Linked DNA regions of Homo sapiens: region 2 is linked to region 1. A link is a loop called in an ENCODE intact Hi-C map of the cell type or tissue named here. Cell type or tissue: prostate gland. All regions are shown on one strand. Each heading gives the region's core, and the rest is flanking DNA. Links, peaks and the distances in the headings are about the cores only. Region 1 holds the start of C3orf70 (chromosome 3 open reading frame 70). Region 2 overlaps C3orf70 (chromosome 3 open reading frame 70).

What was found. Peaks named below come from ENCODE experiments on the same cell type or tissue, not always from the same donor. Only the 100,000 strongest peaks of a DNase experiment are listed, where the experiment ranks them.
Region 2: a loop joins it to region 1, with 2.2 times the contacts of the local background. A loop is called at or near these places in 5 of 110 quality-filtered maps.

The regions. Positions count from the first base shown.
Region 1 is chr3:185,151,583-185,154,492 of GRCh38, reverse strand. C3orf70 (chromosome 3 open reading frame 70) reads left to right here and starts at 1,433. Exons shown (of 2, transcript NM_001025266.3): 1 at 1,433-1,865. The coding sequence starts at 1,670. RefSeq lists an enhancer at 1,248-1,387 and a silencer at 1,808-2,027. In prostate gland, for the core only: no CTCF peak of the experiment used is centred there; a DNase peak (open chromatin) is centred at 1,472; H3K4me3 peaks cover 1,895 bases; H3K27ac peaks cover 1,785 bases.
Region 2 is chr3:185,081,078-185,083,987 of GRCh38, reverse strand. C3orf70 (chromosome 3 open reading frame 70) reads left to right here. Exons shown (of 2, transcript NM_001025266.3): 2 at 425-2,910. The coding sequence ends at 981. Among named protein-coding and RNA genes, the nearest start is that of C3orf70, 71 kb to the left of the region's middle. RefSeq lists an enhancer at 2,820-2,910. In prostate gland, for the core only: no CTCF peak of the experiment used is centred there; no DNase peak of the experiment used is centred there.

The DNA.
Region 1 (2,910 bases), core at 121-2,620:
TTCTGGCCTTGTTGCAGGGAAACACTAATTCCCAGCAGTGCACCATGGGAGCAAATGGTTTGTTTCCTCTTCAGTGAATCCAGCCTGGGGTCGGTTCTCAGCAGCAGAGCCTGGCATGGAAAATCTATTTGGAGCAACTTGTCCCCAGGAGGGAAGAGTGCGAGCCAACTGTGTGGGGAAGCCGCAGCCACCACAGGGTCAGTCACACCTGCTGGCCAGAGCAGGCGCTAACACAGAAAGGCAGAGTCCTCCGCATACATGAGTCCTGTTTGTGTGCCCACCCACTCCTATGTACCACACACACCCGATTTGATCCGTATATGCCATGTGCACACTCGACATGCCAGATACACGCACTGCACTGCCACACATATACCATACACACACCACTCTGTATTACTAAGCATACCCACCCCCACAACACGTGCACAAGCACATGCACGTCCAACTACACACATATACATATTCTGCACGCCACACACACTCAACCACACACACACCACCCACACTCCACCTCAGTTATAACATTCATTTCACATACACACGTATACACACACCTCACCAGTCACTTGCATCACGCATACCACCCACCATGTACCATGAACACACCTAACCACACACAACCACACACGCATACCCACCATACATACTCCAAATAATCATACACACGCACGCAACACACACATCCCATGCACACCAAACTACACATACGCAGACACACACACACATCAATGCACCCAGCTTTGTTGCTTTCCCGCTCAACGGAGGCGGGGGTGGGAGGAGAAGGGGGAGGGGCTGCGGTCCCGGCGAAGGTTGGGGCGGGCGCGGGAAGGCCCGGGCGCACTGGCCTGGGGTTTGGGGCGAGGCGGGCAGGGGTTGGCGGTGCTGGCCCCTGACGCGCCCTGTGGCCGCGCTGGGGCAGGAGGCCCGCCCTGGGTGGGGGGAGTGCGCGCGTGTGCACGAGCGTGTGCGCGCCTCCCAGGGGCTCCATGCCCAGACACGGGGAGGTGTGTACGAGGGAGATGTGAGACGCCTGTGGGGACAGGCTGTGTGTGTGAGATCCTCGCTACGCGATGCACCCGGCCCGGGCCACTAGGAGGTTCGGGTGGGCGTGGGCCAGGTGTGCGCAGCCCTCCGTGGAGCGTGTGGACGCGTGTGTCAGTTCTCGGTGGCCAGTGTCACTCGGGGGGAAGTGCATATGTAGGCTGGCGTGCATGTGAGTACAAAGCGGCCGAGGAGTGTGTGTTCACCACGGCCCTCCGTCGGGGTCTTTCTCCGAGGAAGGAGTGAGTATGTGAGGAGGACCTCGCTGTGACCGGCGGGGACGCCGACGGCCAAGCTCCCCAGCGGCGTGTGTGTGAGAAGGCCGGGCTCGCTGAGGAACGTCGCGCGGGGCCGACCGGCGCGCGCCTGTGCGCGTGCGTGTGCGCGTGGGGCGCGGCGCGCGCCGCGCCGGAGGGAGGGAGGCTGCCAGCCCGGACCCGGTCGCAGCGCCCGGGGCGGCTCCTCCTCGAGCCTGGGACCGCCGCGCTCCCGCCGCCGCCGCGTGCTGGCGTGACTCCCGGCCCGTGCCGCGCCCTCCCGCGTCCGCAGCCGGCTCGGCTTCCTGCCCACCCAGACGTCGCTTCTCCCGGGCTCCCGGTGTCGGCTCCGCGCGGAGGGAGAGGAAATGAGTGCGGCGGCCTCGCCGGCGTCGGAGCGGGGTTGGAAGAGCGAGAAACTAGATGAGGCTCAGGCCCTGGCGCGGAGTTGCGCCGCCCGCAGACCCGACTTCCAGCCGTGCGACGGGCTGTCTATCTGTGCCACGCACAGCCATGGCAAGTGCTTCAAGCTGCACTGGTGCTGTCACCTAGGATGGTGTCACTGTAAGTCGAGCCGCGTCTTCCCGCCTTCCGCCGCGGTCCGGGGGACGCCCGCCGGGCCGTCCGGGGTCGCTGCCGGAACTCTGCGGCCGCGGGGCTCCGGGCTCTGCCGGGGCTGCTCTGCCGGAGGCTGGGGCCGCCGTGGGCTCCGGGCCCGCCGGAGCTTTCCTTGCGCCGGACGGCTGGGGTTGGCGCTGCCTTGACGACGAGATGAAATCCCGTGGGGCGCCTCGCTTTCTTTAGCTACTTCTACAAAAGGGAGCTCCCTGTCCCAGGGAAGCGGGAATCTGGTTTTTTTTCTTTTCTTTTTCTTTTTTTGACCAAGGCGTCCAGGCGGTGTTTTGAGAAATGGGAGCGAGCCAGCTGAGTTGGCGACAGCTGTTGGGGATGCCTTTTTTCAAGGTTGCTGGTTAAAGATGCTCCTCTTTTTCTTTCTCACTTTTGTCTTCCTGGGCTGCTATTTAAAAGAAGGAGCCCTTGGATATCCAATTGTTTCCCCCTTGATTGTACCCAAATTGAGAAAAAGCGCTAATGTGGGAGGGATTGCTTCCAAGAAGTTAATATTAACAGTTTGGAAGGTCGAGCTCCTTAAATACCCAGATGTAGAATTTAGAGCCAAATAAATGAGACTTATAAAATTACAAAATAAAATGAGTGAAAGTAAGCTTAATAGTCTTAAACCAATTTATAAAAGCTAGAACCAAATGGTCTAAACCCTTTCTCTGTGTTTAGCCTCCTGCCTGTGATTTTTAAATAGATTAAACTTAAGTAGCCATTTAATTAGAATTTCACAATTTGATTAGCTAATAGTATTTGGACTATATCCGATGAATCATTCATTTTAAGAAATATATTCTAAAGTTAGTTTCCACATATATTTGTAATAGAGGGTTTTGGAGTGCTTATTTAGGACATTTTCCAAGTGATCTTAAGTTAAAATGAATTTTTCTTTGTTGAGAAAAAAATAGCTGACAACCAGGAATGCAGTACATAACAAATCCTTATTTACATTAATCGAACATAAATGAATATTTTAAATCGAATTTAT
Region 2 (2,910 bases), core at 207-2,706, 71 kb after region 1:
GTCTGGAACTCCTGACCTAAAGTGATCTGCACATTACAGGCGTGAACCACTGCGCCCGGCTGTACAACTTGTATTTTTTACCATGCTATATTGTGGACCTTTTTTGTTCTAGTATAATGAGTAAATTACTTAAAGTTGTCTGTAAAATAAGGATTATAGTGTCTATCCACCTACTTCAGAGATATCAGAAAGACACAAATATAAATTGAGATTTAGAAAGTCGATTGAGTCTTTTAGATGAAAATTATTATATACCATGCTGACTTTTTCATTGACTATACCAATGTTGAATGATTTTATTACTAGTTTCTTTTGAGGTGTTACTGAAATATTTTTAAAGACATTGAGTCCTCAGAAACCATTATGGCCATGTTAATATAGTTTGTGTAATATAGATTTCAAGTGTCTTTTTGTGTCTTCACAGGCAAATACATGTATCAGCCTATGACCCCTGTGGAACAGCTTCCAAGCACTGAGATTCCTGCCAGGCCTCGGGAACCCACAAACACCATTCAGATCTCAGTCTCGCTCACCGAACACTTTTTGAAATTTGCATCTGTCTTCCAGCCTCCCCTTCCCCCTGACTCACCGAGGTACTGTATGATTTCAGACCTTTTTATTGACAACTATCAGGTTAAATGTATTAATGGGAAGATGTGTTATGTGCAGAAGCAGCCGGCACCACATTCCCACAGAATGAGCCCTGAGGAGGTCTCTGCACACGATGCCTTAATTTCAAAAGAGAGCAATACACCAAAAATAGATCACTGCTCTTCTCCCTCAAGTTCTGAGGACTCTGGGATCAATGCGATTGGGGCTCACTATGTGGAATCGTGTGACGAGGACACAGAAGAAGGAGCAGAACTGAGTTCAGAGGAAGATTACAGTCCAGAGAGCAGCTGGGAACCGGATGAGTGCACCCTTCTCTCCCCCTCGCAGTCTGACCTGGAAGTGATTGAAACGATAGAAACGACTGTGTGAGAGTCCAGACAGGAAGCCACAGCCTCGGACCCACGCCGAGCTTTTGTACCTTTGTCTGGTGGATCCTTTTTTCCAATGCTGTTGATATTTTCTACCCACCCCGCCCCGCTCCAACCAACAACCGTAGCAGTTCAGTGGTATGCTGATTAGCTTCTCTCCGTCTTACAACTAAGACATTCTTTTTATTATAAACAGTTTTCTTTTGTATCCTGACTTACTTTCTATGTAGCATCTGGTGTCATGAATTGTGACCCCGCCTTAATTTCACTGGGAGATTTGAAGGCGGTGAAGTGATGGTCGCAGAGAATCTTGGATCAGATTGAGGAGGTACCGAAAGGGAAGGAGCCGGTGTTTTCTCGGTAGCCAGTCCTTCACAGAGACTCTTGCCATTCCCTTTGGCATGTTCACAGGCACTCCCGTCCTGTCCTGCTTGTCCTACGCAAGTAGCACTCCCTACTGAGTGTGCACTGGTAGATGCCGTTTCTTCCCTTCCCCTTCTCCCCACACCTGCACTGGGTCTGGATCAGAGCTGCCTCGGCTTACTTCTGGGAGGTCACTGGAGGCCAGCTCAGCCCATGGTTTGTGGCCAGTGTCTGTACAAGGCTCCGTGACTGGGGCTGAGCTAAACATTCACATGAGAAGAGATGACCTCATCTGTCTCATGCTCAATCCAGCCTTAGCTGAGCACCTGTCCCCTGCAGGGGGCTGTGGGGACACAGCATGAATAAGACCTGATTCCCACCATGAAGGGGCCCACAGTCCTATATATGACACATTCAACTCATGGCACCCAAAAAGCTCTGGGAACCCAGGGGAAGGATGAGGTTTACTTGGCTGGGGCTAGCTGGGGAATGTGTTTCAGCATTTGAGCTGGCTTCTTGGTGGGTTCCCCAACATTTTTCTGCTTTTAATTGTTCTTCAAGTCTGGGAAAAACTCTTAGGAAGTTATATAGGTATCACATTTAGGTGGCAGCCACATCTGACATCTTAAGGAAAAAAAATAAATTAATAGTTTTAGTTAGCATGGAAATGCTACAGACAGAAGCCCTTTAGGGATTAGGACTGAATCTAATAGGTTTGATTAATTCTGCTTCATTTGGTTGTATGAAGCATTCGTATGGTTTAAGTGAGGAATGGATTAGAATTCAGTGTGATGCATGGATTTTTATGCAGCTGCAAAAGCAGTTGAAATAGTTTGCTGCTAAGTCAGGAGAAAATATCCAGTGTAATAGCCATTCACTTTCCCACACAGTCTGTCTGTTGTATGTGTTCTCTCCCCTCACATGCACAAAATAGTGACTAATTCTTTCTTATTTAGCTCTCTTCAGAATTCTACTTCTACTCTCCATTTATACCAGGTATTCTTGTGAGTCAGTTAACTGCTATTTCTCCAAACCTTCTATCCATGAGGCATAGTTTCAAATCCTGGAAATTTTAAGTATGGCCTAATGAGAACATCAGAGTTGGAGACAGAACAGTACTTCCATCCTAACTATCCAGAAGCGCACTCTCAGGCCATTGTGCTCTGAGATTCCCTTGTGCTCTGGCACCATTATGGTACATCTCTACGTCACATTAATTTTTTTTTTTTTGAGATGGAGTTTCCCTCTTGCTGCCCAGGCTGGAGTGCAGCGGCGTGATCTTGGCTCTCTACAACCTCTGCCTCCTGGGGTCAAGCGATTCTCCTGCCTCAGCCTCCTGAGTAGCTGGGACTATGGGCACGTGCCACCACACCTGGCTAATTTTTTGTATTTTTAGTAGAGACGGGCTTTCACCATGTTAGCCAGGATGGTCTCGATCTGACCTTGTGATCCACCCACCTCGGCCTCCCCAAGTGCTGGGATTACAAGCATGAGCCACCACGCCCGGCCGGATTTGTAAGAAAAAGTTGTGTTCTCCCCTGAAGCCTCCATTTGGCATCATTCACAA